2 separate regions of the Homo sapiens genome follow, and region 1 is linked to region 2. The links are chromatin loops, found by intact Hi-C in ENCODE. Cell type or tissue: heart left ventricle. All regions are shown on one strand. Each heading gives the region's core, and the rest is flanking DNA. Links, peaks and the distances in the headings are about the cores only. Region 1 overlaps CACNA1C (calcium voltage-gated channel subunit alpha1 C). Region 2 overlaps CACNA1C (calcium voltage-gated channel subunit alpha1 C).

What was found. Peaks named below come from ENCODE experiments on the same cell type or tissue, not always from the same donor. Only the 100,000 strongest peaks of a DNase experiment are listed, where the experiment ranks them.
Region 1: a loop joins it to region 2, with 2.2 times the contacts of the local background. A loop is called at or near these places in 12 of 110 quality-filtered maps.

What each region holds. Positions count from the first base shown.
Region 1 is chr12:2,110,962-2,115,347 of GRCh38, forward strand. CACNA1C (calcium voltage-gated channel subunit alpha1 C) reads left to right here. Exons shown (of 47, transcript NM_000719.7): 2 at 4,263-4,386. Among named protein-coding and RNA genes, the nearest start is that of CACNA1C, 60 kb to the left of the region's middle. In heart left ventricle, for the core only: no CTCF peak of the experiment used is centred there; a DNase peak (open chromatin) is centred at 2,720; H3K27ac peaks cover 3,749 bases.
Region 2 is chr12:2,059,114-2,063,499 of GRCh38, forward strand. All of the region lies in intron 1 of CACNA1C (calcium voltage-gated channel subunit alpha1 C), which reads left to right. Among named protein-coding and RNA genes, the nearest start is that of CACNA1C, 8.3 kb to the left of the region's middle. In heart left ventricle, for the core only: no CTCF peak of the experiment used is centred there; a DNase peak (open chromatin) is centred at 2,498; H3K27ac peaks cover 713 bases.

The DNA.
Region 1 (4,386 bases), core at 235-4,234, 52 kb after region 2:
CTGTCTCACCCGAGAGGCCACACCTGTCTCACCCGAGAGGCCATACCTGTCTGTCTCACCTGTGTGCGGCTCTGCACTCCTGTGCAGGGCCCTAGTCATGTCATGGGACCGCAGCAATGCGCAGAGCTGCCAGGACCAAAATAGTGTAGGTTGTTTTCTTGGCCTCTGGCTAGGGAGAGGTTGACATTCCATTTTTCCCCATGGGCTGGTTCATATGTGCTTTCTCCAGATGGTGTGCTCCAGAAAGGTCCTTGCGCTCTGGGAATGGTTTACAATATAAATAAGGTCCCTCATGGAGTTTTGGGAGGGCTCAGAAGGCAGCCCACCAGGATGTGGTTTTCAGAGCTGCCCCAGGGCTCTGCACAGCCAGCTGCCGTCTTGGTAGCTTCTACCTCGTGCTCCGGGTGCAGGGATGCTCCCCTCACGCAGCTTTTCTGGGTGGTGGATGTGTTCTCAGGCTGGGGCTTCCTGCCCTCTTTCCAAGTGTTGTCCCCAAACTCCTGGGACTCTTGGTTTTTGGAACTGGCAGCCCGTATGAGATGGGGGGATTAAGGGCAATGCAGGGGGGTGAGTACAAAGATTAAGGTCTGGGGACAGCCGTCTCAGGGGAGGCGTGAGCTGTGGAGGGCTTACCATGAGTGAATTGGGGGCTGGGAATGCCAACAGTTGGGGACAGGGCAGCTTTTATGTATCTGAGGGAAAAGGAGAAGTTAGTCTGGGAACTAAAATAGTCTATTAAATTTTGTCAGTGCCAAACAGAGAGTCTAGGAAGAAAAAATTATATACCACAGATTGAATGGAGCAAAATTAGAGTTCCAGCCTTCCCTGGCAAGCCAGAGAAGCAGGAGTTGCTCAGTGGCTCCAGTACAGCAGATGGAAACAGGGCGCTTTCCACTTTTGCCTAAGAGGCGCCCCGAGGTTACTGCGGGGGCAGGTGGTGTAGTGGATGCTGTCACGTGGAGATCATAGTAAACAGAAAGAATGTTCTTGGGGTCAGAAATCCAGCCCCTTGTATCTCGAGGCCTGGAGAAGCCCAGGAGGAGGCGTGCACCTTGTCTGTCACCATGTACACGAGCACATGTGTGCGTGCATGTGGAGTGTGTGAGAGAGGGCTGAGGAGGCAGGGGTAGAGTCTAGCAGCTCACCGTGAGCCCTGTGCCTGCTGCAGCAACCCTCCGTCGCCCCATTCTGTGACCTTTAGTGAGTCAGACACTCCTTTGTCTTCTTATGTGTTAAATGGAGACACGCATGCTTGCTGGGTGTTCAAGCAGTTCTCATGCTTTGGGTGCCTTCATTAATTCCAATGCACTCTTTACATCTTTTCCTGCTGGATCTTATGAGAAAGGTTAAGGTCCCGGCCTTATTGGGGTCTTCCTCACGTTAGGCTTGGGATCTACACAGTGAGTGCAGGGAGGACAGGGACGAGTTACAGGAGAGATGAGACGTCTCATTGTAGGGAGTGTCACGTCCTCCGTGAGCCTGATGTTCTGTTTAATGCAGTTTATCCCTGGGGCAGAGAACAGGAGGAAGGTGAAGGGAATATATATGGTGAGGTGAGAGTCGGTGTCACATTGAGAATGTGGCTATGAACTGGGTGTGGCAGAGAGGCAATTTTCCAGGCCTTGAGGAGTGGAGGCGGGGCTGTAATGCTACAGGGGCCAGATGGCGGTAGAGCAGGTGGCAACTGTTGCGGGACAGGAGGCAGCTGACCAGCTGGTCTCCAAGAGGACCTGAGGGGTCTTCTTGGGATCATGCAGGGGTGGTAGCTATGTGGCATGAGTGATGCCATTCCCTGCCCTTTGTGCCCATGGTGGGCAACACTAATCTATCATCCTCAGAGTCCCTTAAGTATATAGCATTGTGGACAGTGATGTCAATCAATTGGCATAAAAGTTGAAACTTATTGTCTGTCACTGGTGTGATGGAAAGGATATAGACTGGAGTCCAGCAGAAATGACAGCCCCACCAGGTCCAAGCTTTGGGCACCTACCAAGCATATTAGCTCGTTTTTCGGTTGCAAGGGACAGAGACCCAATTCACATTAGCTTTAGCTAAGTCACTTAAGTCACTTAAACATCACAGTGTGTGGGGGAAAATCACTTGGAGAAGGGGAGGCTCAGCCAGCCTTGCAGTACAGCCCTAATGGAGGTCAGCCCCAAGAGGCCACACCTGTCTCACCTGCCTCACCTGCGTGTGGCTCAGGTAAGGGCTAACTTCAGGTGTGGCTGGATGAGGAATCTGGTGAGGTTGCTCGGGCTCTGCCTCTGGGGCAGGCTCTCTCTAGGTGAAAATGTTCACATGGCTAAGCCAGGTCATGTGCTCTTCACAGGTTCCTGTGGGGACGGGGTGGAGGTGGGGGTGATAGGTTCTGGAAAGCAGGTCACATGGGGAGCAAAGTTATCTTGGAGGTCAAACATAGAAGGATCAGCCCAAGATAAGAGTTGGGGAGGTGGCTGGGAGAGGCGCCAAGTGTTCATCTGTGTCTTAACAGGTGAGGAGAGGGAGGGGGTCAATAAGGTTGAGCCAGCAACCTTAGGACCCAGCAGCTTCCCTGGAAGACCCTGTGCACATGGACCAGAAAAGGCCACTGTGGGCGGCCTTGGGTGTCATGTATGTGCAACTGGTCTGGCTGCTTCGGCCACAGTCTCTGGGCAGCTGAAGTGTCCTCAGATGCCAACCTCACCGCCCACAGTAGCACCCTCTTATCTGCGGCTTTTCTTGATCCTGCGGCACCTGGCCAATTGACTAGCGGTACCACGTCTCAAGGTCATGCATGTGTTCTGGGAGATTCAGGTTTGGGCCAGGCTGAGCTGATCGCTTGGCAAACCTTACAGACTCTAGAGCGAGGCATCCAGCCTAACAGGCCAAAGAGTGTTTGCCAAGCATATGTGCTGTCTTAGGGACAGTCTCAGAGGCTTCGTTGCCTAGACACCAGAGCAGGGCAGCTGTCCCTGCGCAGGTTGGAGCCCTGGGTTGCACTGGTTCCAATCAGGTTTCCTTCCTGACACTGTCCCTCTCCCCTACCCCATCAACCCCTGCCACTCACAGCTCCTTTTCCCAGATAGCAAATGCTGTCTAATGAATCACCCCAAAACAAAGTGGCTCACAACAGCAGACACCCTGTTACTGCTCAGTCTCTGTGGCTCAGGAATTCAGGAAGTTCTTGTGTGGGTCAGTAATTCAAAAAGTTACTGATTTGGGGCAGTCCTGACTTGGGGTCTCTCCTGGGGTGGCAGTCAGATGGTGATTGGAGCAGCTGGGGGCTGGCCAGGGCTCCCTCTTGCCACATGGCCTCTCTGTTGAGGCTAGTCTGGGCTTCCTCACAGCATGGCAGCTCAGGGCTGAAAGGCTGCCTTGTGTGGGGGCTGGCTTCCTCCAGGACGACCATCCAGAGACAGTCAGGGGGATGCAACGTGGCTTTTTTTTTAACCTATCCTTGGAAGTCACACAGTGTCACTTTTGCTGTACTTTATTGGTAAAACAGTCACCAAAGGCTGACCTCATTTCAAGAGGAGGGCCTAGATCTTTCTCAATGAAAAGGGATGTCAGATATAAAGGGATTTGTTGACATGATTTAAAACCATCACAGCTCCCCTGGCCCCTCCTGGTCAACCAACACTTAAAGCCCAGATGGCTTTGAGGTAGCTGGATGTGACCTTACTCTAGTCCAGCCCTTCTCATTTTATTATATTTATTTTTGTTTATTGGAACTCAGGTGCAGAGAGTTGAGTGAATCATACTCCAGTTCATTGTACGTTTTCCATCATTGATTCATGCAGTGACCTCTCATATTCACTCACTCATTCATTTATGCTTCCTCCTTGCCCCTGTATCTTATGCTCATTTTCCTCCTCACCTTCCTTAAACAATCATTCTATTCGATTTCATGAATATCCTTTCATTTGCATGGGTTCTTAAAATATGTATTTTAATTTCTAGGTAATGTGTTGTGTTGTATCTGTTTCTGCTGAGGTCCATACGTGCTGTAATGCACGGATCTCATCTCTTGCCCACCTAAGGTGAGGCAAGGAGACTAGAGCGGAGTGACACGCCCAAGGTCACCCAGCTAAACCAGGACCGCAACGATCCTGGCCCTCTTCCCTCAGCATCTCACACTCATGTTTCCACGTGCCACCTCCTAACCGCCTGCAATAGCTTGAAATAAGGTTTTGAAAAAATTGTGAATCTGGGGTCCAGAGAGTGTCGGAAGTGCCCCTGTTTTCTATCTAGTAACTGTTGTGTTCTTTTCTCTTTTGCCACAGGTTCCAACTATGGGAGCCCACGCCCCGCCCATGCCAACATGAATGCCAATGCGGCAGCGGGGCTGGCCCCTGAGCACATCCCCACCCCGGGGGCTGCCCTGTCGTGGCAGGCGGCCATCGACGC
Region 2 (4,386 bases), core at 270-4,269:
GTGCTAGCTGTGTGTACCGTGTGGGCAGGACCCCAGCTGGGAGATGGGGAGCCCAGGATGACCCCACAGAAAAGCAGAGCTGTGAGATGGCTGGAGCCTCCGAGAGCTGAGATGCAGAAGGTGAGGGGAAGCCAGAGGAGCCCCAACTCCCTAGGGTGTCTGGGAGGGTTTGGGGAACAAGGTCATCAGGGTAGTCAGTTACTCCTTGTGGAGCTGAACTGAATTTAAGTTGGGATTGTAGGGACTGTAGGAGAGAAGTTTGGGCCTGGAGCTCAGGAGTCGGACCGAGGTTGAAAATAGACCCTTCCTTCCCTGGAAGCCGAGGGAACTAGAGGAAGGGTTCATCTGGCTGAAGCAGAGGGTGAGGAAAGCGGGGGTTAACTGGCAAGAAACCCAAACCTCTCAGCCCCTCCCCTCCCCAAAACCCCACAGAACAGTTCTCTGCAAAACACCTTCACTTTAAAATGGGCTTCTTGTGCTATACCCTGTGTGTATAGGGGGCAAGGGGCTAGGCTCTGGTTCGTTAAAGGGTTTGTCAAACATAGAATAAATGTAATGTCTCTTTGGGAATTTACTTTCTAGGATCAGGACATTTTATGGGTAAAGGAACCTTAGAGACAATCCTCATTTCCAGTTGAGAAAACAGAGGCCCCTAAAGGTTCATGGAGGCAGGGATGTAACTAAATACAAGGTCTTCAGTCTCTTCATCCTCCTGCCTGTACCACACTTGGTGCTGGCCCCCTGAGAGAGCATTGTTAGTGCTTCTGGCTAAATTTTGCTTGGTAGATCTTTCAACCTCTCTATTCTTCCTCCCCCTGCCTCCACCTTTGTACTGCCTTAAAATAATTTCTGCGATGTTAGATTTAGGAATGGAGTTGGAAGGGTGGGGTGGGGGAAATCTATCATTGGAAAGGTTTAAAAACACTTTCTTAGGCTACAGAGTAGAAGTTCATACATGTCCACAAGAAACTCCTGCAAAATTCAGATCACGATTTTGTCTGCAAACAGATCTGCCTCTAAGCCTTTTTTATTTGCTCACTTCCTCTCGGCCCCAATCTAGGCTTGTTTCAGCCCCTTTGCGAGAGTGGGATGGGGATGGGAAGCCGGGCTGTGCTGTGGGACTTCCCTGGTGAGCTGCTGGGATTCTTCATGGACCAGCTGGCATTACCAGTAGCTGGGGTATAGACACACAGATCAGCCCCAGGGTAGAGACTGTGAGACAGGCTGCCACAGACTCCACCTGAGCTGGGCGACCAAGGGCGTCTTTCTGCTCCCATGTCAGGGTTGGTCTCCTAGGACCCCCGGCCTACTCCCAGGAGACATTCCCAGCAGTGGTGGTAGACTCAGCCCATGGAAGAGAATCACTAGGACCTGCCTCTGACATTCCCATCTTCCTTGAAGTGTTCATTGGCTGACTTGTTTCATACTCTTTCAAGTCATCTCTGAGAAACTGGAAGGCCTCTGAGGCTGACTCGGTCTAGCTTGAAGACGGAGGCATGAGCCAGGCTCATGCTTAGAGATGTGGCTTTTGAGTTCCCTGGAGGAAGCCATCATTTCAGAACATAGTGTTGTGATAATTTCATGAAATATTCAAGCTGCCAATTTGCCAACAGGGGTTTCTTTTAATACACTCGGCTACACTTGGTGTTGCCCACTTGAACCTAGCTAAAAGGAAAATAAAATAATCTTGTCTCCTGTCCTTTAGAGAACCAAGCCAAAATCTAGACAGTGAATGAATGTTCTTCTCCATATTGCCTGTGGGCAGAAATGTTGACTTGAGTACTCAATTAAGCTCTATTTACTTTATAACCATTGTGTCATGTACAGTCATTTATATTCCTTTCTTTCTTCCAAAATAATCTACGTTGGGCTAAAACCTTTCAAAGACATTAACAAAAGTAACAAAGTAAATAGCTAAAGAATAAATAAGGCTGTAGGCTAGAGAAATGACTTGGGTCTTGGGTCACATTCTTTGACTTCATCTCTTTCTCTGAGAGTTCAGAAGGAATCAAATCCCTTTTTTTTTTTTTGTCTGTAAAGTGGAGATAATAATCCTTAGCCAATTCACTTCGCAGGGCAGCTGTGAGGATCCAAATAGGAGAATGAGTGTATATCGCTGTTCAAACATCAGCTACTCTTATTCTCCCCATCAGCGAGCAGAGCACCAGAGTTTGGAAAAGCAACGCCATGAAGTAACATTCACAGCATTTCAAACAACTTTGGAGGTGTTGTGGGAGGGCTGACATTATTCAATATTTTAAAGGTGAAAATGTAAAACAAAGAGAAACCAGAGTCTGAGGTGGTCTGGCTGATACCAGAATAATCAGGGAGGAAGTGAACCATTGGTTGAGATGGGCCTGGTATTTTGCCCTCCAGAGAGTCTAGGAGCCTGTGGCCAGTAGGCTCCCAGGACGGTGGAGCCATGTGCACTGCTGGCACTGCTGCTGTTTCCAAGCTGAGGGTGAGGACATGGGGATGCAGGGTATCCGACGCCTGGCAGCTGTCCACCTGCCATGCTGCTGTCCCCTCACTGCCACCACACATGGCTGCCTGGCTTCGGCCTCAAGTCCAAAGCCACGCTGGCCTGAAGTCCTTTCATGGCCTGAAAATAGGGCCATTGAGGGCAGGAAGAACACCACCTGGGCAACCAATGTCTCCTCACTTTTGAACGTGAATTCCCCAAACCTAAACCCAACTTCCCAGTACAGGAGGACGGGCTGGAAAATAAAACTTTGCTTCAAAAGTAAACTTTGGGTTTGGAAAATAAACTTATTTATTTTTCATAGCCAAAATGTTGCAGGTTTGGAGATAGAGGGGACAGTTCTGTGTAGCTCCCTAAGACACTGATCAAAATAGGAAAGAGCTTTAACATTATAGTCTAAGTGACAGGATTAGTTTTAGTTTCCCAAAGCAAAAATAATCCCATCATCAAAAAGTATGCTGGGAAACTTTCGCACTTTCGCATTTGTTTGCACCTTGTTCTACCCCCAGCTCTGGTCCTGTGATCTGTGGAGCCATATATGTTTTAATTTTTCTCTAAAGAAAAAAAGCTGTATTGAGGTATAACATCTACCTTGTTATAATTTTAAAATAGAGCAAGAGTAATAGCCACCATTTATTGAATGCCTAGCATGTGTTAGACAATGTTCTTGGTGCTTCATGTGCTTAATATGTTTTATCCTTACAGTAATCCTACCACGTGGGTTTTAATTATATTTTTTAGATAAGGAAACTGAGGACCAAAGTCTTAAGCAATGTGGCCACAGCCACCCAGACAGTGTTGGGGCTGGGAATTAAATTCAGGTCTGTCGGACTTTCAAAACATTTGCTCTTTCTGTTACTTCTCCCCATGGAGAACAGTAGAAAGAGAAACCCACTATCTCTCTATCCTGGGAAAATGACCTTGTCCTTGCCTTCTGGAACCTGGCTTAGATTTGCCTTGTGGAAGCTCAGAGCTGGAATCCTTGTTCTTACTTGATGGCTGCATGTTGTCGTGGTACCCCGCCTCCCCTCCTGGTCCCGTCCTCTGGCTTTCTTTCCCCTTATTCCCAGGGTTTCTGCCAGGGCCCTCCTTGCTTCTTCACATCTCCTCACAGGCCTTCACAGACCACCTAGGTCAGTACACCTTGTCTCCCGGGGGACCCATTTGTGGCATGGCCTTGCTTCACCACCCATTCTTGGAATATTTCCTCAGTCACTCCCTCCAGGAAAATAGACACTCTCCATTCTCAAACGAGATTCCCGTGAGTCCCGGGGACCATCCCTGTAAGCTGAGCTCTCCAGACTTCATGCATTATTTATTTATTTATTTTGAAATAGCAGCTTTGTTGAGGTATAATTCGCATACCGTAAAATTTACCCTTTTGATGTGTATGATTCAGTGGTCTACCTACTTCCCCAATATTTTCATCACCCGCAAAAAATACCCTTTACCCATTGGTAGTCACTTTTCATTCCCCTCTCTCTCCAGCCCTTGGCAACCATGAATTTACTTTTGTCTCTATGGATTTTCATGTGTTATTGACAGCAATAATAATTCCTTTTTTTTTTTTTTCCTGAGGTGTAGTCTCGCTCTGTCACCAGGCTGGAGTGCAGTGGTACGATCTCGTCTCACTGCAACCTCCGACTCCCTGGTTCAAGCGATTCTCCTGCCTCAGTCTCCTGAGTAGCTGGGACTACAGGCACCCACCACCATGCCTGGCTTATTTTTGTATTTTTAGTAGAGATGGGATTTCACCATGTTGGCCAGGATGGTCTCCATCTCCTGACCTCTTGATCCACCCGCTTGGCCTCCCAAAGTGCTGGGATTACAGGCGTGAACCACTGTGCCCAGCCAACAGCAATAATAATTCTACAGTTGGAGTTTGCTGTGTAGTCTGACTGTTG